Linked DNA regions of Mus musculus: regions 2 and 3 are each linked to region 1. The links are chromatin loops, found by intact Hi-C in ENCODE. Cell type or tissue: left cerebral cortex. All regions are shown on one strand.

Region 1 (8,000 bases):
ACCTCATGACAATAATTGGATCCATATTGAAGATGGAAATCAAAGCCAAGGTCAGTGACATCTAGAACCTTATATTGTCCCGGATGACCTCAGGTCATCCTGTAAGACATGGAGTCTTTCTGGGGAATCTTTCTGGGGACTAGCCTGCTTCTTGTGTTTTCTCTTTTCTGTCACCCATTGCTTCACGTTCTTCTCCAGGAAGAGTGCGCTGTGGAAGGTGACACCCTATGGCCTTCCTCCAGGAATGCAGGTAGCATCATTTGAACAGGAATTAAGTTTGGGGAGACTGAGGGAATGGGCTTTATATTCATTTATTTTTCGATGTATCTATTTACTTATGTAAGTTGCAAAGGAGGCGGCTGGTACACAGAGCAGACATTTCTCCTAAACACCTGAAGGGCCAGTGGCAGGTGTGAGGCATCGCAGATGCTGTGAGCCCCAATGGCCAAGAGATCCCCAGCTCTCAAGTGCCTATATGGTCTGACCAGTTGCATATGTTGGTTGGTTTGTTCTCACGACTAGGCTGAGTCTCTCAACTGTTCTCTTCTCTGTTCTACATCACTCTCACAAAACTGCCCTCACCATAGCTACAGGGTCTCCCTGTCTCTATTCCAGCTTCCTTTGGCTTCCCTCGGGCTGACTCCCTCTCTGGCCTGGCCTCCCTCAGCAGCTTTGTGATTCTGACCTTCTATCCCGCAGACCCAGCCGTACAGTGGCTGGGCAGTCTTCCTGAAACTACCCATCTTGCTGTTACCATCCTTTCTGCCTTCCAGGATCTACTTAGGATGAAGTGACCTCCGCTTCATCATGGCCTCTAGGGTCCCCATCATTTATCTCTGGTTCCATCCTGGCTCTAATACTGCCATTCCACACACCAGGCCTCAGCCTCGGGGTGTGTTCAGACTCTGTCCCTATGCCGTAGACTTCTCTCCAGCCTGCGCTGTGTGTCCCGCTGCGCTCCAGGTCATCCCCATGCGAAGGCCTCTGGGACAAGTGTCAGCAGCATATCTCTCATTGAATTTAGCATATTGTATTAAATGGCTGCTTGTCTCTTCAGTGAAGCCTAGAATCCCTTGAGAGCAGGAACTCGTGTCTGTAAGTCACACTGGAGTTTGCTTCCGAAAGTCAATGGATTATATTGCTTGTTCTTTGCCAAACACCAGGCCCTTTCATGCCTAGGCCAGTGGCAAATGCAAGTCCTATTTCAGAATAATAAGTTCTAAAAAATACTAAAATAAAACCCAAAAATTTGAAGCTTCCCTCTTCTTCCTTCCCCTCCCCTTCCCTCCCCCTCCTTCTCCCTCTTTCTTCTCCTCTCCCCTCTTCCTCTTCTCCTCCTCCTCCTCTTTTTCTTCTTTTTCTTTTTCTTCTTCTGCCTCTTCTTCTTCATCCTTCTCCCCACTCATTCTCTTTCTCCTTCTTCCTTTTCTTCATTTTTGTTTTGAAACAAGGTCTCACTCTGAAGTCCAGGCTGGCCTAGAAATTACTATGTGGTCCAGGCTGGCCTTGGAAATGCATGTTGATTCTGTAGTCTCAGCCTCCCAAGTACTGGGGTGATAGACATAGGTAGGGGACAGTCAGTTCTTCTCATCTGTTAAAGTGAGGTAAGCAAGCCAAGGGGACTGGGGTGTCGGCTCAGCTGTTTTCTTTTCCCTCCTCAGAAGCTCACAAACTATGACGTGTGCAGCATCTTGCTCGGGACGTCGACGCTCTTTGTCTGGGTTGGAGTCATCAGATATCTGGGTTACTTTCAGACGTACAACGTAAGCTCTCAGAAGTGCCATTGTGGTTGACACGGGCTCCTCCTCTGAGTTCTGCCAGCTGGTTCTCATCCTCCGAGACGAGCTGTCCGCGCCTTTGTCTTCCAGGTGCTCATTTTAACCATGCAAGCCTCACTGCCCAAAGTTCTCCGGTTCTGTGCTTGCGCTGGCATGATCTACCTGGGGTACACCTTCTGCGGCTGGATTGTCTTAGGACCGTACCACGAGAAGGTGTGTAGCACCAATTCTTTCTGCATCGAGGGCACGTGGGGCCCTTTGCCTGAGTCTCGAGCACGTATCTCTGCCACTCTTCTCCAGCGAACACCCTGGATGTCTGTCTTGATGCTTCTTTTTCTATTTCTCTGCCGTCTCCTTTTCGGGATAGTGAACTCACTTTAGGATATTGGAATAAGAACACCTCTCATAGTAGTCTGAGCCAGGCTGAGGATCTGACACATTCAATCAGCTGATTAGCAGGGAACAGTGTTTACCTGTGGGATCACTGTCAGCAAGCTAAAAACAAAAGAGTAAGGGAATTATGATAGAGTCGCTCTAGTGTGAAGCATTAGGGTCTACATCCACATTGGCTGAGAGCGACAGAGAAGAGTGATGGCCCTGCCTGGAGTGAGCACTTCATCTGTCTTAACATACGCACACATCCTTGAAGGTGGTTTTGACAGTCTCAGGTCTGCGTCTCAGCTGAGTTTCTAACTATATTTCCTTTCAGTACCATCCTAAGTCCAGGACCAAGCTTATAGTCAAGCTATAGTCAATCCTGAGAGCTCTGAGGAAGAAGTGCTGTGAGTTCAAGGCCAGCCTGGGCGAAATGCTATATTCTGGGCTAGCCTAGGAAGAGAAGGAGACTTTGTCTCAAAACAATGATATAATTGATCGGTAGAACATCACAAGAAGTGAGTGAGGCTGTGCTCCAAGCCAAACAATGAAAAGGGTCATTGCGCCTCATGGCATTCCTTTCCTTGTCCCTGGGTCCTTGGAACAACAGAAAAAGAATAGCAGTCACCATTACTGACTGGAGTAGTGCTGTGTGGGACCTTCCAGGGTCTCTCTCATGTCACACACAATCCTGTCACACTCCTCAGACACCCAGTAAGGAGGAAGGAGGCAGGAACAGAAGGGATTTCCTCCAAGCTAAGTTCTGACCTTGACATTAACTGAAATATGTGGTTTGCAAGCTTTTCATAGAATGAGTGATACACATGGCTCGGACCCTCCCCGCTGTCCCTATCCAATCAAACCCCAGTGTGGAATACCAGCGATCCCTGCCCGTCTGTTACATTTAATGTGTCCAAAAAGAGTCCTGATTTTTTTTTTCCCAGTGAGCAAGGAGGCAGCCTCCAGCATAGCGGCAAATCCTGACAATCCTATTGATTTTCCCTGCCTCGTGTCACGTCTTTGAAGGTGACTCACGGGTAAAGATTGCTCTTTGATATGATAACTCCAACATGGAGAGCTCACTGTCTTTACCAAGTCCAAGAGCATTTGCAGTTTTCTTCCTCTTGCTTGCCTCCTGCTCCGGGAGCAGCTTCACCTATCTGTCACTAGAGGGCACTGTTGCACCGTGTGGAATAAATAAATACTGGGTCTAACCAGGCTTTCATCAATCCACTGGTCCCAAGACAGCCGGACAAGCGGTCCTATGTCCTTTGTCACACGCTCTGTGCAGTTCTGTCCCTAGTCATTATTCTGAAAGGTTCGAAGTTAATACCGTTTGAAGTTTACTGAATGGCTGCTATTCTTTGCTTTTTGTTAGGCCTGGTGTCCAAGTTCTTTATCTCCCTGGCTATTCCTCCTCTCATTAGTCTTCTGTCACTGGGATAAAATGCCCGGCAAACCAGCTCTTAAGGACGAAAGGATTATTTTAGCTCATGGCTCCAGTGCAGGGTCACTTGGCCCCATCGCCTTAGGGCTGGTGACCAGGCAGTGCATCATGGAAGGACATGACAAAGGAGGCCTGTTTGCTACACAGTAGCCATAAGGAAAGAGGGAAGCAGGAAGGGTTGGTTTTCCAACAGCCCTTTCAAAGCATATCCCTAGAAGTCTCCCACTAGGCGCTGTCTCCTAAGGTCGCCCAGTGGTGCTACAGTTTGGAGACCAATCCTTTAACGCATGTGCCTTTGGAGTCACTTTGAGGTCAGAGCTACCATACCCCATCTTCTCTTTCCCGTGAGATGGCACCATCCTTTACGGAGAGAGAACCTTGATATACCAAGGCATTTCTGTGGTCACCCAGACAGTAAGTCACAGCGTCACACCAGGCCTGCCCAGCCTCTGTTATCATGCTTTGATATCAAGAACAGCTGAGCATCGAGGCCAACGTTATTAGCACTTTTAGAATCGCAGCAACCTTGAGTGTGGACGCCATTCACCATTTCCAACACACAAGCCAACAGAAGACTCTAAAGGGAAGGTGTCGGGAAAATTCTTACTTGGTGCGACCGACTGGAGTCAAAGCAGCAGACTTTAGCTTCCTGCCTTCCTGTTACACATCTGATTTCAGCGGTTCAGCCTCAGGGACCCAACCGTCACATCGATGCCCATTTCCAGCACTAATGGACTTTGGCACTGTGCTCCTTGAAAACGCCTAGGTACAGGGAGCTAAAGACAGCGGATCGTCTTTCACACTGCATTCTGAATTATTAAGCACGCCTCTAATGTGGCTTTTACATTTCCTGTCTTCAGGGGACTTTTTTTTTTTTTACTATGATGCATGAATAATAGTTTTGTATTATCTCCATTTTACAAATACGAAGAACAAGCCACTGATAAATCATCGCACTTTGCTAAGGCCAGGGGCAAAATTGTGACATTTCCAAAGCTTCTGGTCTTGCCCAGACACTTCGCTTACTCATAATGAGCCAGCTAAAACATTTTACTGTTATAAAAGATTCTTATTACCTGCCTCAAACCATACTTTAAGTCATTCTGACATAGCGATTGCAGGCTGTATCTGCATTAGGACGAGAGGTCTTTCAGCTCGCTCACAAGCATCATTTGTGACGTAAAGGTTTTGGTTCCTTCTGTGATTTCATACGACCACCAGGACTATTGATTGGAACTACCCATTGACTGTTTATTAGCAGTCTCTGTGCACATAGCGCTGGGGCGACTGAGTTCCCAGAAGGCAGAGACTGTGGCTCATTCCTCTTCATGTTTTTGGTACCCACCCTGGTGCCTGCAATGTGTCAAGTGTTCAGCGAGTTTGCTGGTGAGAGCCAGTTGCCCTGCCTTCCAAGGTGTGATGGCTAATCTGCACGGTCAACCCACCTGGACTGAGCGTCACCTCGGAGACACACCTCCAGGCATAAGCATTTGGGCATTTCCAGAAAGTTCTAACAGAGGAGGGGGGGGGGGACTCATCCTGAATGTGAGTGGCATCATGAAAGGGTTCAGAGTCCAGAATGAATAAAAGGGGGGGAGGAAGAGACCTGGGAGAGAGTCTGATTCTCGTCCTGCTGAGATGCAAGCAACTGGCTATGTACACTCCCACTGCCCCACCTTCCTGACACGACAAATTGTATATCTAACCCCCCCACCCCCCAAAAAACTGTAAGGAAGATAAATCCTCCTTCCTTGCCAAGTGTTTGTTCATACTGACAAGAAAATCAGCTAGACATGGGGTCTTGCTGTGCCTAAGAGCTAGCCAATGTGCTACCCAACTGAAGACATTTTAGCTCCCGCCATTGGTTGCTTTTTTTATGCCCATGTGTTGGAATGTGGCCACTAAAACAACTTTGGTTTTAGTCTATTCTTGTGGTAGAAAGATGACCCAGTATGCTTTATCAGGTCTTTGCTGTAATCTGGCGGGCTAGAGCAGGTCTTATATGTACACAGGAGGGAGAGGTATAATGGTTATAAATATGTTAATGTTGAGACGGGCATTGTGTCTATATTGAGCATGTTCACACAGGAAGCTAAGGCATAGATCTGATAGGTACTGACCAACAAGCTACCTGAAGTTCTGAAACAGGAAGCACACAGTGTTAGAGGCCTTGAAATGAAAGAAAGAGATTGACCAGGTTACAAAAGAACTGACGAGCTCCAAGATGCTGTTAAAATGTCACTGGCATTCAGAGAAGCCAACTTTAGCCTGATTACTGTCTTAAGCTGGTGACAGTAGGAAACATGCCAGGAACTTCCCGTCTAACTGTTAAGCAGTCCGCATACTTACTGCTTAAGAGATCTGCTCAACTGGATGCTTCCTGCAAGACTCCAAAGAGAGCAACATTAGCCTCGCTCTGCAGAGTGACTTTGTGAGGGCTAGAGAGTGATCACTGTTGGGACATGTTCTCCTACCCGCATCCTGCCCGTCTCTTTCTAGTGTTAAGACAAGTGTAAGATGTAAGCTTTGCTCTGCAACTGAGGTATAGAAATGCATTCCAGGGCATTTAAAGGACAGCCCTACCACATTCTCAGAGTTCTTGCTGATAAAGAGCAGGGGCTGCAGCTGACAGAGCATCCTATCCCCAAGAAGACTTTGATTTAGCTCTTGAATGTTGACTTTGATGCAGAGGGAAAGGAAGAATACATGAGAGGAAGAGACCAGATTCTACAGGGAAATTTGCGGTGGGAAGAGCTAAGCATGGATATTAATATTGACAAGAGGCAACTGTGAGGCAACATGGAAGGACTTACTGGAACTTTCTGTGCTTCTGTTTTCAGTTTTATGGCCATACGCAAGAGAAATGTCTTTAAACCTATCTTTATGAGATTTAGTGAGGATTGGATAAAGAGACGATCATGTCAAAGACTTCCCTAGAAAGGAATGACATCAGAAAGGAAGAGGGAGGGAGGCTCGTATCATGAAGCACACGGGCTTTGGAGGACCACAGAGTAGGGAGATGGACTGGCCACACCAGCATAGATTTGAATGTTCTCAATTATTTTGGTACAGATGTTTCTTTTGGGTGGAGGTTGGCATCAGTTACAGGAACAGAGGAATTTGGAAGGAGAGCCCTTTTCTTGGATAGGGCGATGGGAGGTTCACTTTCTATCTGTTACATGACAGCACGTCCCTCTTCCCCCAGGACGATGTCCTAGACACTTATCAAGGCCTTGGATGTACACAAGGCCATGCTCAATTAATGGACATAGAGACCCCAACCCCTAATGTCAGAACAGATAGAAAACTCTACAGTAACCCCTTTCATGTATTTCTGAAAACCATGCTGTCTTTGGTTTATTAAGTCACTATTACCCCAGCAGTTTTTCATATACATCCTCTGCTTACACCCCTGGCTCCAGGGACATGTTTATTAAGGGCATACGGTTTGTTTTAGTGGAGTTGGACGCAGATTGACAAGTTCTCAGAGCCAGGATGACTGGCTGTGGAGTGTAGTGATACACTGTGTTCACCTTGGATCAGCACTTAAGCTCAGAGTGCTTACCTTCAGCTGAACAACCCAGTGTCCCAGTTCCCGCCTTGTACCTCAGATACACTGTGTCTAAAATGTCACCAATAGTGACTTTTCTTGTGGTTGTGACAAAATAGCTAACAAAAGAAACTAAAGGAAGGGTTCGCTTTGGCTTGCAGTTTGAGGGTACGTTCCACCATGCTGGGCAAGTCACAGTGGTGAGACCATGAGGTAGTTGGTCACATGGCATCCCCAGTCAGGAAGCAGACAGAGAGAGATGCTGGTGCTCAGCTCACTGTCTCCTTTTTATTTATTTATTTTTTTAAAAGGCCTGGGACTTTAGTAAGCCCAGGAAGTGTTGCCACCTACATATAGAGTGGATCTTTCCACCTAAGTTTAACTAGAAATTCCTCTGATACCTGCAGGGGCATGGGAGGCTCTTAGGCTCAGGCACTTGCCAGGGGCACAGCAGGATCCTAGGGAGTTCTGGGTCAGCTTAAGTCAACAATCAAGATTAACCATCACACACCCTTCCTAGCCTTCATGCGGATACACTTTCTCCAGAGTCTCTTTTATTCTGGCAAGGACTCTGCCTCACTTGGACTCCTGATGTCACCTCTGACTGGCATCTGCCCTTGGGCTACCCTGCTCTAGGAGATCTCCGACATGCTTTTAGTTCTTAAAGAAGTATGTGTCGAATCACATTGCTCCCGTGGCTGAGATGTCACTCAAGTCTGCTCGTGAGCTGGATTGAGCCTGATGTATGCCCAAGTCTCAAAGAGGCTCTGGGCAATTCAGCACAAATGCCTCTCATCAGCCATTGCTATGTCTCCGCCGAACCACACTTTTCCACAGTCAGTGACTACAA
Region 2 (8,000 bases), 130 kb after region 1:
GGTAGGCTCCAGCGACTTTACATCATTCTTCTATCAAGAAGGGCAGAAGAATGCCAAGTCTTGAGAGAAACAAAGCTTATTCTTTGGAATGAAGCAATGCCGTTGGAGGTGGACCAGCTTCATTTTCCACGAAGAAACACGTGCTCGTCCAGTGAGAGGGCCTGGGTTTGCTCAGCTCAGCTTGCATGCTCATCATTATTGCTTCTTGGAAACAAGCAGTCCAGCTGGCAGCTGTCTGTCCCACTGGAAGGCCCTGGGGGTGGTTGACTCTCCTCCCGAGACCATGTGGTTCATTATTTCAGAAGGAACCTGGAACTACCCTTGTCTGCCAACTCGCTGGAGATGCGACCTAAGAAGGGTCTCTTCTCTCGGGCTTCTCCTGACTCCCCCAGAAAGCTGTTAGGAGTTTGCTACCAAAATACCCTAGAGAAAAACAGATGCTGCATCTAGGCCCTGAGCCTGGGGGTCAGAGGTCACAAGGTTTGCCGAGCTGGTGGACATTGTCTCCAGGACTGGTGACCCACCTGAGATGCAAGGACTGTCAGCCATCTATTGTTTATGGTGTGCTGCTCAACACATTAATATCCTTAAAGAGGAGCCCTCTAGCATTCAGTCAATCCAGATAATACGTTTGTTATTTAGGTTACATGCCAGGAATGTGCTGTGTTTTACAAACCCTTGTTAGAAATTCACATCTTTATAACTTAATTAGTGGGGGGCTGATATGATCTGGATACAAAATGCCCCAACAGGTCCATGTGTTTGAACACCTGGTCTCCAGCTAGGGCGGCAAGGTTGTGGAATATTCTGGAGCTAGAGCCAAGCTGGAGGAAGTGGATGTCTAGGTCAGGATGACCCTGAGAGTTACAACCCAGTCCTGGCTCCTGTCTTGTGTCCTGTTCTGCAGACCTGTGAAAAGCTGGGCCATCCCAGGTGGGTGTTCCTGCTACCATGGAGGAGGGAGCCGCATGCCTTCGAGCCATCCCTGCTGGGGTGGAGTGATCTCCTTACTCCCAGAGCCAAAATAAACTTCTCTTCCTTCACACTTTGTCTGTCTGATAGTTTGTCATCACAAACAGGAAAAGTAAGTAGCCTGGCGCCAAGACGTAAACGCAATAGAGTAAGGAGCAACGCTGCTGGCACGAAACACAGTTAAACCAGTCAACATTAAAGAACAAAAACACTAAACTTGTAGGTCGTTTTTATCTACCTCTAGGAGCATAAAGCGTTCAACTCCTCGGCAGAACATCCTCGTGGCAGGGACGAACGTGACAAACATCAGCTGCAGGCAGAGCGTCTTTAAGCACCTCCTTATTTCACATGATCTTCAGAAAAGTCACTGAAGTGTAGCAAACCTTCTAAGCAGTGAGGAACAGCTCTAATTAGCATTAGGCTCTGCCATAAACACCACTCTTTCAAATATCAATCAGCCATGACTTAGTTTTGCCCAGGCCTAGAATTAATCCTTTTTTTCATAGCATAACACATGTCTTACTACTTGGGAACCTGATCCAGATTTCAGTATAGTAAGGAGCATCCCACCAGCATAAGGCCCATGAATGTGATGGCTGACTACAAGGGGCTGTGGCCAGAGAGTGGGAATGAACCCTTGCTGGTAGGAGCACCCCATAAGCTACAAAACATTTCAATTAAGCTCAATCTCCAGATCGAAAACTAATCTATAAGTTTCACCCCATACATTTTTGCCCAAATATCACAAGGCCAAACAGTAAATTTTCAAATTTGAGTAATAACGATTTTTTTCTCATGTAGCAGGGAATCTCTTTGTTGGAATACTGCTCCAGAGACAATGGTCTCAGAGGTAAATTCTTGAAGTTCTGAGGACGTGACTCTGGGGAAAGGAAATAGCAAAATGGATAAGATACCCCCTGCTGTGACCCATTTGCTCCAAAAGTACTATGGTTCAAGTCCTACAGAATACAGGTCCGGCTCTCAAGGCAGTGCCAGGCACTGTCTCAACTCAGAGGCACACCCCACATCCCTCTGTGCCCATATCTGGAATGCCTACCCACCCACCCTCAGGACAGAGGAGCCTACCTATGTTCTAGAAACCAACGAAAGTTTTATTCCCCCATCGCAGGGATCCTCGCCTGGTTTCTCAGCCTTCTTTTGGAGCTCCCATTTATCAGACTCCTGATTGCTATTGGGACTAACAGTCTGGGCTAGATGAAGATGCCTCTTCCCCGTTAGTGTCCTCAGCAACCACGACAGAGCTTAGTGCATGGTGTGTGCTCAATAAACATGTGCTCAACTAGAACCGCACAGGCTGACACAGGTTACTTGACATCCTAGGCTGACCTCAAACTAGCTATGCCGTAGCTATGTAGCCCTGAGCTTCCGATTCTCTTGCCTGCATGGCCAGAATGCCGGAAGGTGTGCGTCATCACATTCGTTTATTTATTTTTTTAAGATAATGGGGTAAAACCCGGGGCTTCCTTAGTACTAGGTGTATTAGTTACTTTTGTTGCCATGACCAAAAGTTACTTACTGAAGGAAGAGTTTATTTTGGTGTACAGTTCCAAATGAGTTCATAATGACGGGGTCGGGGGCAGCGGAGGTGGCCAGAGCAAAAAGCAGAGAGATCGCCTCTTCAAGCACTTGCAGAAAGCGCAATACCGGATCCACATCCGCAGAGTTCCATAATCTCTCCAAACAGAGCCACCAACCGAAGATCGAGTACACAAATGCATAAGCCTAGGGGGGGCGTCTCTCATTCAGATCCAACATGGCCATTTGATATGCACAATGGGAAAGTCACCTTCATTTTTCTCAGTCTTAACACGATTGAAAAGTCCAAAGCCCAAAGTCTCCTCCCAGAGCCAAGGCAATCTTAAAAAAACAAAAAAACAAAAACAAAAACGGTTTGCATTCTTCCACATACAATGCCACATAATTGCATTACCATTACAGAAAGGAGGAACGGGGACACAGTGAGGAAATACTGGACCAAAGCAAGACCAAAACCACACAGGGCACACTCCACCAAATAAGCTCTGTCTGGGGTCTGGGGCTTCAGTAGCAGAGGGCTTAGATACTGCCGTCTCACCGACTTCGGTGCCCACAACATTCGTCTCCCTATACGCAGCTCGCATCCGTCTCCCTATACGCAGCTCGCCTTGGCAGCTGCCTCATGGCTCTGGCAACTGAACATCTTAGAGTCTGAAACCTGCTGACTGCAGTGAAGGAATGAGTTCAGAGCCAGAATCTCCAGCCAGGTCGACCCTAGAATGAAAGACACATGTGACCCCAAAGCTGGTTCTCGGCTCCCAGTCTGGCCACAGCACTGGGCCTCCAGGGAGGGATTTAAACGGTCCTCTCGGTCCTCTCGTTGTCTTCTGCGCATGTCTTAGGGCCTCAGGGTAGACCCCCTTCTGGAAGGCCCTCCAATTTGCCCTTCAGAATTAGGCTCCCTGATGGGAGCCATATAAATATGTATAAAGCGTGGCGTCTTTAAATATTATACAGGAGGAGAGAACGACCAGGTTCAAATGATAATATTTTAAGACGCCACAGGGAGCCTGCGCTGCGGCTGGATTAGTCATTCTTTGTTGTGATTAAAGAAGCCCGTGTGGGTTTTTCCTCTTCCTCAGAGACAGGCCGTGGGTTCTCTCTCCCCACTAAAGCACTGAAGGAGTTTTCGGATCCCTCAGTGCGCTGCGAACACACTTACAGCGCATTCTCTAAATGACAGGCAGGCTTAAGCACACTAATGAGCCCCCTGATTGCTGCAGCCCTTGAGAAATTAATTAACGACAATGGAACATGCCCTTGCCTTCCCTGCTGTTCTCTGTGAGCTTAGAGCCCTGGAGCTAGCTGCGCTTTGATCCTCACCCAGCCCAGAGCCACCCCGCGTGTCCTCAGCCAAGGTGACAGTTTTTCCAGAGCCTGTTTTGGACTGCTTTTTCCTAGAGAAAAGTCGGTCCCTGAATAATTAAGTGACTGCACCTTCCCATGGCCTGTAATATTTGTTTTAACTCTAAATTATTCACTTTTCTGTGCAAGGTTCTAGGGTGTCTCTATTTTTCGTCTTAATAATACATATGAAACATAAGCGTTAACTGACCTTTCCGTTATGCTAATAGCCAGCTCTGACTTATTGCTTACTATATAAGGAACTGTTGGACCCATGCACATCACACACACGGGTGTGTCTGTCTCACTGTTGGAGCTGCACGCACGCACGCGCGCACACACACACACACACACACGAGTTATTCACTTGTACTCAAAATAACCCAATTAGGCCAGTTTCATAATGGGTAGGTTGAACGTTCAGAGGTGTTGATGAATTCACCCAAGACCGCACAGCTGGAACGTGGCAGAGGCAGACTGAACACAAAGGGATCATCTCTGAATCCACCCCTAACAACTAGTCACACCTACAGACTCCCGAAGTGTGTGTGTGCGTGTGTGTGTGTGTGTGTGTGTGTGTGTGTGTCACACACACACACACACACACAGTCTTCTAAAATCCAAATGTGATGGTTTTCTTTTGACTTGATTTTTACCATATATAACTGTGGTATAAATGAAAACTGCTTTGTTCGTACATAGAAAATTATAATAGACAATCAAGTTAATATACTAAGCATTTGACTTTCCATTGTCTGTACACACACATGCAAAGCACCTGGAATGATTATATTAACAGTTTTTCACTATTAGTGTGAGCAACTGTAGTTTTCTAGAATCATCTGTTGGACATCATTGCGAGTTTGCCCCTTTCAGCAAACGCCATTCTTCGTCTTCGCCACCGCTGTCCTCTCTGCTTTAATAGATTTGATTTTTAAAGATTCTACATGCATACCGTGCTGTGCAGCATGCTTTGTTCCAGTCTGTTCTTCTTTACTTAGCATAAAGTGTTACAGGGTCATCTGTGTTGTGTCAAGTGTCCAAATGGGTGACTCCTTTTGTAAAGCTGAGTCTATCGATCACATCTGTCCATCTGTCATCTGTCACCTAGCTATCTATCTCTATTTACTTAGCCATCTATCTTAGTTTTCTCCTCTCTGAGACAGGACCGTTCAGGAAGGAGAGGTCCTTTTGGCTCACAGTGGTGTGGAGCCATGACACCTGAAGTTCCTACGGACTTGGTGATGGGAGCGTATGGTACACTTTGTTGTCACATTGGTGGGTCAAGAAGTGTAGAGAGCACAGACCAGAGCCATAAGTGGGATCAACTTCAAGACCTACCCCTAGACACGCCCTTCTTTCAGGCAGGCCACCGTTTCGAAGGTTTCACAATCCCCAGACAGCACCCAGACGGCTGAGGAGTAAATCTACAAATGCACAATGCCAAATGATGGCATTGCCTATGCCATGGTTGTCCTATGACTTCATCCACTGGTGGAGTCTGAAGGGTTTCTGAGCCTTGGCTAGTGCTGACAGCATTACAGTGAACGGGGGAATGCTCTAAACGGCTGTCTTGAGATATGTTCCCTTTGTCTTGATGGAGATGCTTTTGGGGAAAGTTCTGCCTGCAGGAACATCCTTCAGTGACCTTTGTGTCCCTCCTGGGGGCTGGCTGAGACAGTCAACACACAAAGCTACTGCTTGAACATGGATAAATACCACAGCCACTTTGCAGCGTGCTGACATTTCACACCAACAGGACAGGATCGGAGTGCTCTGCCAGCCATTTTGTGTGGCGTTTCTCTTCTCTTTGGGGCAGCACTGTAGGCGATCCTTTGCAAGAGACATAGTGCCAGGGGTATGTCATCATGACCAGAAAGGTTGGTGTGGTCATGGCCATGGTTAAGATGAGGACTCTGAGCTTCAAAGATCACTGATGTAGTTGATCAAAGCAGTGTGGTTTCTTTGCCCTTCATATTTCTATTTACTCATTTGCATATTTGGTCTGGCTCTGTTCTAAGCTGCAACTGTGTCTGTTAGGGCCACACTGCATCCATGTGATTCTGCTGGGTGGGACATAGGATGGCCCTTTTGATTGTCCTTTCTGATCTCAGAGATAAGGCTCACCCTGCTCCAGCAAGATCTAGAGAGTTGGTGAATCCAGTGCTGGGCAGCACAATCATGTATTTCAGCTATCTATTGTGGACTTGGGTTTCGATGTTACTCTCCAGGCTGTGCAGTTTCTCCTAAAATGCAAGACATGTAAATCCCTAGCACTCTCAAAGGTTAGAGCAAGCAGATGTATGGTTTCCCAAAGCCTGCTGCAGAGACTCAAATGAGAAATAATAATAATAATAATAGTAATAAATCAAACAAAACAAGGAATATCAAACAAAAACGTTTGCTTCCTGAACACTGCATAATTCAGCAATTGCAATAATTCATGATTAGTTTAGTTTCCCTTTATCTGCATTGAACAGTGAGATCTTCATGATACAGAAGAAGCTGCCATTGGTCCTTAGCTGGAGGTTTGTATATGAGATGGACCTTATTTCTATGTTGATATATATAATAACTTAGGTAACTACGAATATAAATCTTCTGGGCAAGGCCTGTGAACAGGTACAGTCATTAAAAGCTATGGTAATGCTGAACTTAGGTACTGGGACAACTGATCTTGTCACACTGGTGTGGAAGGGGAGGGCAGACATGCTCCAAGGAATTCTGTCCCCCTGCCATTCCACATGAAGTCACAAGTCAGTGTTCATGCTAGACAATCCTTGCTGGGTTTCCTAGACAATGGGTAAGTCCCTGGCCATGGACTGTTCTCTTTTCTTGTATTACCTTTTTCTACCGATGTGGCTGCTTCTTGGGTGTCTATCTCTTCTTGAAGGAAACTTGTACTTGGGGTTTTCTGGTCAGATTTCTGCCCAAGAGGAAGTGGCTTCTTTCTGGACTGCTACACTGCTATCGACACAGAACTCTCACATGGAATGGACACAGAACTCTCACATGGACGGACATTAGGAATTGGTCACCTATTGGTCCTAATCCCTTCCAGGAGCCTGCAAAGGATCCCATACAAAAGGCTGATTGCACTAGACTGGGCAGGCAAAGAGCAGGGTGCATGCTAGACCTCCAAAGTTCAGCTTTCACTCGGGACACGGGGCAGCATGCCTGTTGCCCTGACACCCCTGCTGCTCCAACCCTCCTCTTGCAACAGAAATGACCTCGTGTCGCACGGAGCCCAGAATTTACTAGTGACACACCACCTGTACCATTTGTAATTTTTGCATATCTCTTGAAAACCTGTGGGGAACTCTGCACCTGGGCATGGTGCCAGAAAGGTAGAAGATACTGAATAAATGCTCATTGAATACATAGATTTCCACATAACTGTCTGAGGTAATAGTGGACGTATTTATACCTTGTCAAATAAATGCAGAAAAATCCCCTATGGTGCTAAACATGATTTTAGTGTAGAGAAACTCAGCATGATATCAAGAAAACATGTGTGCACATGTGCACATGCACAGACTGAGACTTGCAGGCACGCCACAGAAACATGGAAGAACAAAAGACAGCAGTTGTTGGCAAGGATGCCGGGCAAAGGGCTTCATTTCTCGGGAGAATATACCGTAGTTCAGGCAGCCACTGTGAAGAACAGTATGGCGGTTCCTCAAAACGCTAACAATACAGTTTGTACGATCCGACTGTACAGTTCCAAAAGGACCAGTTTACTGTGAAGACACTTCTGGGCTCATGATTACAGAGGCATCATTCACAGTGCCCATCAGTGGATAGAGAGTGTGTGGCAGAGCCGTGCAGTGGGGTTTTACTTGGCTACAGGAGATTGAGAAATTACACACTATTCAGGAATATGGATGGATCATGGCATTAAGTGAAGTAAACCTGTCCCTTAAATACAGGCTTTACATGTTTGCTGACACATATGGGGGGGAGGGGAGGAGGGGGAGGAGGAGGGTAAGGAAGAGGAGGAGAAGGAGGAGGGTGGAGAGGAGGGTGAGGAAGAGGAGGAGGGTGAGGAAGAGGAGGGTAAGGAAGAGGAGGAGAAGGAGGGTGGAGAGGAGGGGAAGGGAGAGGAGGGGGAGGAGGAGGGTGGAGAG
Region 3 (8,000 bases), 310 kb after region 1:
AGAAAGGACGGAGAGAATAGAGGTCTCCATTAGATGTGATGAATCAGGCGCACATGCCCAAGTGAAATGTCCCCTGAGAACAGACCAGTGGAGCAGAACTAAGCCAAGCGAGACTCAAGCAGCAAGTACTTGGGGAGCAGACGGTCTAGCGTATAGAAAAATAGATTAGGGGTAATTCCCAGTGACTGTGCTAAGCTGCTTAAATACATCTATAGGACTCGGCTTCGATTATTGGGGCACTGACTGGGTCATATTAACAACTAATAGAGTCAGTAAATAACATTTAAAGTACCACTTATATAAGTATGAATTAGCTAAATAGTATTTGAATTAAGAAACTGAAAACTTTATGCAGATATATTAAATATATTAATTCAGAACAAACTTGTAATTAAGAGAACTCAAGAACTATCAATAAAGATCTACTTCACTATTGTTTTTTGGTAAACTACACTCTAGTGTGCTTTTTCTCAAGTAATAGCAAAGTAGCAATATTTAGCAATATTTATTTTAGTCATGTTTAGACATTTCTAGCTGGACAAGTAATAGAGACCAAATTATTTGTGTCTGTGTCTGTCTGTCTGTGTGGTTTTTTTTGTTTGTTTGTTTGTTTTGTTTTTTGTTTTTTTTTTCCTTCCTCAAGGCAGGGTTCTCTGTGTAGCTTGGCTGTCCTGGAGCTCACTTTGTAGACCAGGCTGGGTTCAAATGCAAAGATCTAACTGCTTCTGCCTCCTGAGTGCTGGGACTAAATATGTGTATCACCACCATCGCCTGGTTGAGACTGAAGTTTTAGATAGCTAAAAACAAATAAAAGGGCCTGTTAGGAAGCTAAGTCCGTTAGGAATAAGATTTGGTGGCGGGAACCCTCCCAAAGTTTTCAAATATAATTTGGTAGCTGCTAAGGAAACAATATAGGGAAAGACGTTATGAAGCAGTCATCATAGCCACTAGACATGCTCATACCATGAGAAAGCTGTACTTTTTTGAGGTTATATAGATTTTAAAAACAGATTGACTAAGCAAATGCATGGTAACAGGAAAGCTAGATAAAACTAGTTATAAGCAACAAAGGCCAGGATTTTTGCTGCTAAAATTCTCAACCTTTGATTTTCTTCCTGTTTGGTTTATCTGTGACATAGTTCTAGTTTTGTTTGTTTGTTTGTTTGTTTGGGTTTTTTTTTTGGGGGGGGGGTTGAGACAGGGTTTCTCTGTGTAGCCCTGGCTGTCCTGGAACTCACTTTGTAGACGAGGCTGGCCTGGAACTCAGAAATCTGCCTGCCTCTGAAGTTTTGAAGTTTCACATAGAATCAATTTTCATGACTTGTCTACATTATCTTTACAATAATAACCTCACTCAATGCTTTACTAACTTGAATGAATCTGTTATTTAATTAATAACAAGTTTAAATTAAAATTGGGCATGATTAGAATTTCAAGTTAATCCTAACCAAAACATTTCACATACTAAATCCTAACATAACACTTGGATTTCCAGACAAATGGACAAAGTAATACCAATTAGAACATAAAGCAATCTGACGAGCAAAGCGAAGAGGACTATACAGTTCTAATATAGACTCCTCTACGTACTACAATATTTTACCTTACAACCTTCCTGTCAAGAACGGATGATCAATCTTATCTTGTATACTAATTTTAATCAACAATTACCAATGTGTCTAAAAGTGAGTTGTTTAGTCTGGGGGTACAGTGCAGTTGGGGATCACTTGCATAGTACATGCAAAGCCCTTAGGTTTGAGCCCCCAGAACCAAATGTTAAAAATCAAGTGACTGAAAAAATAAAAATAACTTTGACACTCAGCTCCAGAGCTAAAATCAAATTTTAAAAATTTCTAGTATTCCTCAAAGTAAATAAGGATTTGAGAAATTTTTAGTTATTGTTTGAGGCTAGCAAATACAAAGAGATACTTAGTGTACTAGAAATCCCATGTGACCACTAAAATTGGGAGTTGACTGAGGCTATATTTACATCTATCAGAACTCCATAGAAAGCAATCACAGGGACTGAGCATTAGCAAAGCAGGGTTCTAGTCCTGCAAACTATATAAGGCCATTCACTGTGGTCTATGCCTCAGTCATAATGAGAAAATGACTTGAGCGTAAGATTCTTTCCAGTTCTTGGATTCATTCGGGTAGTGATAATACCTTTCAACTAAGAGAAATCAGAATACAGTCAACCTTATGGCAGATGATAGAAAGACACAGATCTCTCTGATTAGGATAAATTCAGGTTCTATTTCTGTTCTGAGAGTTTTGTCCTGTCTAGTACACGGGTGACCCAATAAAGTACTAACCCTCCTAAAAGGTAACTTGTGTTAGTTAAATAAACGAAGTGCCCAGGGACATCTCTGAACCTACATACCATTAGGGTATATTTAAGTCTTATAGTACTAATTGATGAATGAAGTCTATTTATAATGATGCCTTGACCTGTTGATTTGAGCCTGTAGCAGTATAGTACATTGTGGCAGGGACACATGACAGAAACTTTTGATATGAAATGAAAAGACTGAGGAAGAGGCAAATGTCCTGATACCCCTATCAATGGCATGTTTGCCTTCCTTCCACTAGGCCTTACTCCATAAAGGCTCAACCTTCCAATAGTCCACAGGCAGGCAATCAAGCTTTAGCATTTTGGCCTTCGGAGTTTAAGACAGAACTCATAGCATAAGGTGAATGCTAATGTGGTAAGATAGGAGGACAGAAATGTAACATTTTAGAGTAAAAATACTTAATGCCCCATTTCCTGAAAAATGGGTGAAAATATGCATAAATGTTGACTAAAAATACAAATCTTCATTGGCTATCTTAAACACTTTTGCAAACATTTCTTTACCAAAATTTCCCTATAAGTTCCATATTCAATAATGAAAACTAATTATTATACCAACAACATATTAGCAAAGCCATAGAAAGAAATGTATTGCATGTATGTAACAGGAAAAAAAATTGGGAAACCTATGTTGTAGGAATTTTTTAGAACCAAGTCCAGGGCCCATTTTGATAACAAAGTCTATCTTTAATCATCTAATATGTAAACACATGGTAAAGCCTTTGAAATATTTTAGAACATCGTGGAAGGTTAAAAAAGCTTTTACTAGGAGATATTGATAGTTCATGAACTGTATGTAATACTCATATCTTCGAATGTAAATGAATTTAAAGGCAATCTTATTTTCCTTCCTTTCTATCCCAATATGTATTGCTTATTTGACATACCATAAAACTATGATAGCATCTGGTGTGTGAGACAGCAATACACTCTGGTTTCCTAGCTCAATAGTTTGGGGAAAAGAAAACAATAAACTTTCTGAGACTAAGACAAATTTGTTTATTCCTCAACATTTCCTTAATAATGGGTTCTGTACCATGTAAAATCTTCTTTGAAATGTCTTCCAGCACATTCCATAGTTCTTAAGTATTATTGTAACTAATATAAAGTAGAACTTTAAGTTACACGTTAATCTTAGAAATCTGCATTTTAGCATACATTACAGGTAACAAGGCACAAAGTAAAATATTTGTGTTACATTTTGCATTAATTAATTTATTTTGGAGGCACAAGCCTTTAATCACAATGCTTGGAAGGCTGTGGGTTTCGAGGCCAGCCTGGTCTACATGGAGTTTCAGGCCAGCCAGAACTACAAAGTGAGACCCTGTCTCAAACAATATGGTTTGTTCGTTCACTTTTTAAATTATGTATTAATTAATGTACGTGTGTGAATGCAAACGTTCCCAGACTCCAGTGAGGGTGACAGTAGCCCAGGACTTGGTGCTTTTGAGTTGCCCAGTGTGGGTGGTGGGAAGTGTGACCTTAGGTCCTCTGCACGAGGGCTCAGTTCCCCAGTCCTCTAACTGCCATCTTCCAGCCTCAGTTTTCGTATTCTTTACACATATAATTTCATTTCGTTTCATTTTTTTTTTCCAAGAAATCCAGGGAGCGTTTTAACTTCGGCAGTTTAAACGGCTTGCCCAAGCACACCAGGGCTAAATTCAAACCCAAGTTTCTTAGATGGTCACTGTTAAGGACTGGGTAAAACCCCAAACTGATATTAACTGCTCAGTAACGCGATGTGTTGGCCCAGAGCAAACCATGTCATTTTTCTCAGTATCCCAAAGAAACAGCACTCACGACGAACCTCCTGTTTAGAGATGTTAGGTCTCAACAGGACTAATTTAAATCTTACTAAACTTTTGAGTCCTTCTGAAAACCCCTCTGGGGTTCATCAGTTACAAGCACGAAGTCAGCAATTACAGGGACATCAAAAGAGCAAACGATCCCCGAACGCGAACGCTTTATTTTTTAAAAAAGCACGGGGGACAGATTCCAGAAAGACAGGGCTAACAGGAAGCTGTGCGGGGCGGCTCGCACCTCTCGGCGACAGGCCAGCCTCCGACCGTCCAGGGTCCCGCGGCCCGGGTCCGTTACGGCGCCCTGGGCCCCGGGCTGGGCGAGCTGCGGCCGGCGCCGCCGGTTCACCCGAGGGCGCCTCACACAGGGCTGAGCTGGCGGGACTTGGGACGTGTCACGGACGCCCCGAGGCAGCGCGGCCACGTCCCTCACCCCGCCGTCGGTCGCGGACCTCCCTCCCCGCGCTCCCGAGTCCGCCCCGGGGCGTCCTCTTACCTCGCCCTACCCAGCCCCTCCAGAGGCGGAAGGCGCCGGCCGGGCGTCGGGCCGCACCGCCCCCGTCGCCACCGCGCCCACCGGCCGCTCCGCCCCTTCTCTCTCTCTCGCGCGCGCGGGGGGAGCCCGCGGCCGTCCCGGGGGGAGGGGGAGGGGGCGTCGGCGCGCATGCGCGGCGCGCACAGCCCCGGAAACTTCGACGAAGTTCGGAGCCCCGCCCCCGCCGTCCCGCGACCTGCCGCCCCCTGCCCGGACTGACGAGTCGGCCCGGCTGTCCCGAGCGCCATGTCGGGTTCTTCTAGCGTCGCCGCCATGAAGAAGGTGGTCCAGCAGCTCCGGCTGGAGGCCGGGCTCAACCGCGTGAAGGTGAGCGGGCGTGGGCGGGCGGTGGGCCCCGGGGTTGGGGGGAAGCGCGAGCCGACACGCGGCTCCTCTGGCCGGGCTGTGGGCCGAGGGCGAGGAGGGGGCCCGCCCTTCCGCCGCCCGCCGACTCTCGGCGGCCCCGGCGGGTCTCGCCAGCGACTTCCGTCTCGCACGTCTCACCCAGGCTCACTCCCAGCCCTCGTCCTTTGAACACACACGAGTCCGCCTGGGTAGCTCCGGATGGCGGCCTGATGAGCAACTTTTGTTTGCGGATCGTCCCGGGAGTCTCCGGACTCCACCTTTGTGGGGGTCCAGCCTCGAACAAAGAGGTGTTTGCAGCAGACGCCGCGGCGTGCTCGGCTGACCTTGCTGGGGTGTCTGTTTACCCGAGAAACCGCTGGCCGCTGGCCTGGGAGCTTGCGGTCTGGTTGGGGGGTCGGGTCTTGGGCTGTTGACTTTTAGGGAAAGGCTGTCCTTGTTGGTAGACAGCTAGGCATTCAGACGCTTTGGCTCTAAGGACCGTTTGGTTTATTTTTTTCAACTCCTAAACGGATTTGGCCTCTTTCTGACGTAATAGGTCGGGTTACATGTGAAACACTTCCCGGTGATTATAAAAAGAAACAAGAATATAAGTCGCCTTGCTAGACCCTGCCAGTTTCCAAGGTGATTTGATTTTATATTCAGCAGGCTAGTCCTTATTTCTAACGTGCTTTTGGAGAAGGCTTCTATTTAGCTTTCTTCTCAAGTAGAAATGTCAGAGACTGCTCAACTTCCTTGTGGTAACCATAGGAGGAGGGTAGGGAGACGCCCAATCAGTCTTGGTTTGGACTCTAATCATATTCTCACTTTTCATCCAAGTGACTTAGTCTTGGCCAGATTAGAGCTCTGAAATTTGAAGTGATCTATTGATCATCATCATTCATATATAATAACTGTCATAAAGTAGGCCAGGAAGGAAAAAAATAGTGGGTTGGGGGAGGAAATAAAGACAGGTACGTGTAGTAATTACAGTGGCGGTACTTAACCCTGGTGGCCCAAAGCAGTGAGCTAGCTCCCAGAGGAGGACTTCCTTTTCTTTGAAAACCCTACCTGCTCTGTGGCTACCTCCTAGCTTCTCTTGCCTTGCGTCCTAATTCTTCTGAAGGCTTCTCACTGGGATGACTCGAGCCACCACAGACAAACAGGTTTTTGAAGTTTCCATGGCAAGGCTCATCTCACTTGGGAATGTTACATGTCTAATCTAGGTTCCTAAATTAGGTTAGGTGCCATTTGATATCATCCATGTACCACACCTATGCTAGGTGCTTTTTGTGTGTGACATTTTAAAGCTAGCATAAACTTACTATTGTATTCGTTTAGGTGGTAATTACAAGTGCTTTTTTTTACCAAACTCTCAGGTAGGTCAGGACATTTGGAAGCCTGACTAATAGTTTTGCAGTGTCAACCTCCTGGATGGTAGATAGTGGCTGCTCTGTGGCTTGGGTACTAGCAGCCATTCCATCTTAAGTCTCAAGGTTGCTGTTTAGAATGCTGGGTTTTGTTTTCTTGAGACAGGGTTTCTCCATATAACCCTGGCTCTCCTGGAACTCTCTGTAGAGCAGACTGGCCTCAAGCTGAGGTCTGCCTGCCTCTGCCTGCTGGGATTAAAGGAGTGCACCCCAGCGGCCTGGAGCACTGTTAGTCAAACAGCCTTAGGTTTCTCACCGTTCCTTCCCTAGGATTCTGTGCCTAGAGATACAGTCCATACATCGTGGTACTTGGAGAAATGTGTGGGAAAGGAATTAACAGGCACTTCATGCTAACTGCTGATCTTGAACAAAACCAAATGCTGTAACACTGAAAACTCATACTTTACCTTCCATACAGTAGCCACTTTTAAGAGGCAAAGCAGGGTGTGGGTTATTTGTACAAGCGTTTAAGAACTGCAGGAACCTCTAATATTCAGTCCATGAGTCACATGAGACGTATTATACTGAATTGTTGTATAAGCCAAACACAGGTAGATTGAAGCTGAGTTTAACTTATCCAGGGTGACTGATCCCTAGGTCACAATATAGCTATCATCTAGGGCCTGGGTTTTAGGCATTTGTTGTAATCTTAGAGATAACTGAGATTAAGAGTAAACACAGGAATTAAATGGCTTGAGTGCATTTTTAGTTTTTCAGTGTCTGCTTACCCATCCACTTTGTTGTGTCGGTATTTGTGTTCAATCAGCTAGTTTGAGATAGGGTTTTGCCAAGTAGCTGGACCAGCTTTGAACTCAACTGTTTAAGTTACAGAGCCAGGCACTTCTGCTCTGGTTAATTTAAAAGGTGTGTGTATGTGAGCATGCATGCCATGGTACACACGGGGAGTTAAGAGAGCTGCAACCTTGTAGAGTTTGATCACTCCTTCCACTCAAATGTGGGTTCTGGAGATCAAACTCAGGCCCAGTCTAACAACCTTTCTGAGCAGCCTATCTTCAAGAAACACTGTATTTGCCACAAATGTGATTTGGCAGTGTTGATACGTGTATATAGTACAACCCAAATAGGACTTCAGTATTGTTTATTATATCCTGTATTTCCTAACCAGAATATATATAAAATGGTAGGTGTATGTCACTCTTAATTGCAAGGTAGTATATGGATGGGTATAAATTTAAAGAACATTGAATTCTTAGTTCTGTGCTGGTTACCTTAGGTTCATGGGCATTTTTCCAGTTTGCTTTCAAGACCATTTCCCTATAATGTTAAGATCTTTTTGTTGAACTATTAATACTACATATTAATAACAAGATAATGGGGGATGTGACTCAGTTGTTAAGAGTTTTTGCCTATGAAAGTCCTGATTTGGATCCCAGCACTCAGATTACCATCTAAGAGGCAGGAGGCTTAGATGTTCAGTGTTTAAGGCAGTTGCTGCATAGCAAGTTTGAGGCCAGCCTGGGCTACACAAGACTAAACAAATTCTATTTTCCCCAAACCAAGCTGTCAGGGCTTGTTGAACA

What was found. Peaks named below come from ENCODE experiments on the same cell type or tissue, not always from the same donor. Only the 100,000 strongest peaks of a DNase experiment are listed, where the experiment ranks them.
Region 2: it touches region 1 in a loop (4-fold over the local background); 20 of 42 quality-filtered maps call a loop at or near these places.
Region 3: a loop joins it to region 1, with 2.8 times the contacts of the local background. A loop is called at or near these places in 7 of 42 quality-filtered maps.

Annotation. Positions count from the first base shown.
Region 1 is chr3:146,181,806-146,189,805 of GRCm38, forward strand. Mcoln2 (mucolipin 2) reads left to right here. Exons shown (of 14, transcript NM_026656.5): 9 at 1-50; 10 at 1,662-1,763; 11 at 1,869-1,991. Among named protein-coding and RNA genes, the nearest start is that of Lpar3, 35 kb to the right of the region's middle. In left cerebral cortex, a CTCF peak has its summit at 3,322 (motif pointing right); a DNase peak (open chromatin) is centred at 3,327.
Region 2 is chr3:146,315,476-146,323,475 of GRCm38, forward strand. No RefSeq gene overlaps it. Among named protein-coding and RNA genes, the nearest start is that of Gm40167, 27 kb to the right of the region's middle. In left cerebral cortex, no CTCF peak of the experiment used is centred here; DNase peaks (open chromatin) are centred at 3,151 and 3,587; H3K4me3 peaks cover 242 bases.
Region 3 is chr3:146,495,007-146,503,006 of GRCm38, forward strand. It overlaps Spata1 (spermatogenesis associated 1), which reads right to left and starts at 4,787. Exons shown (of 15, transcript NM_001316756.2): 1 at 4,649-4,787. Gng5 (guanine nucleotide binding protein (G protein), gamma 5) reads left to right here and starts at 4,830. Exons shown (of 3, transcript NM_010318.2): 1 at 4,830-5,014. The coding sequence starts at 4,934. In left cerebral cortex, no CTCF peak of the experiment used is centred here; DNase peaks (open chromatin) are centred at 4,731, 5,280 and 5,614; H3K4me3 peaks cover 2,102 bases; H3K27ac peaks cover 1,746 bases.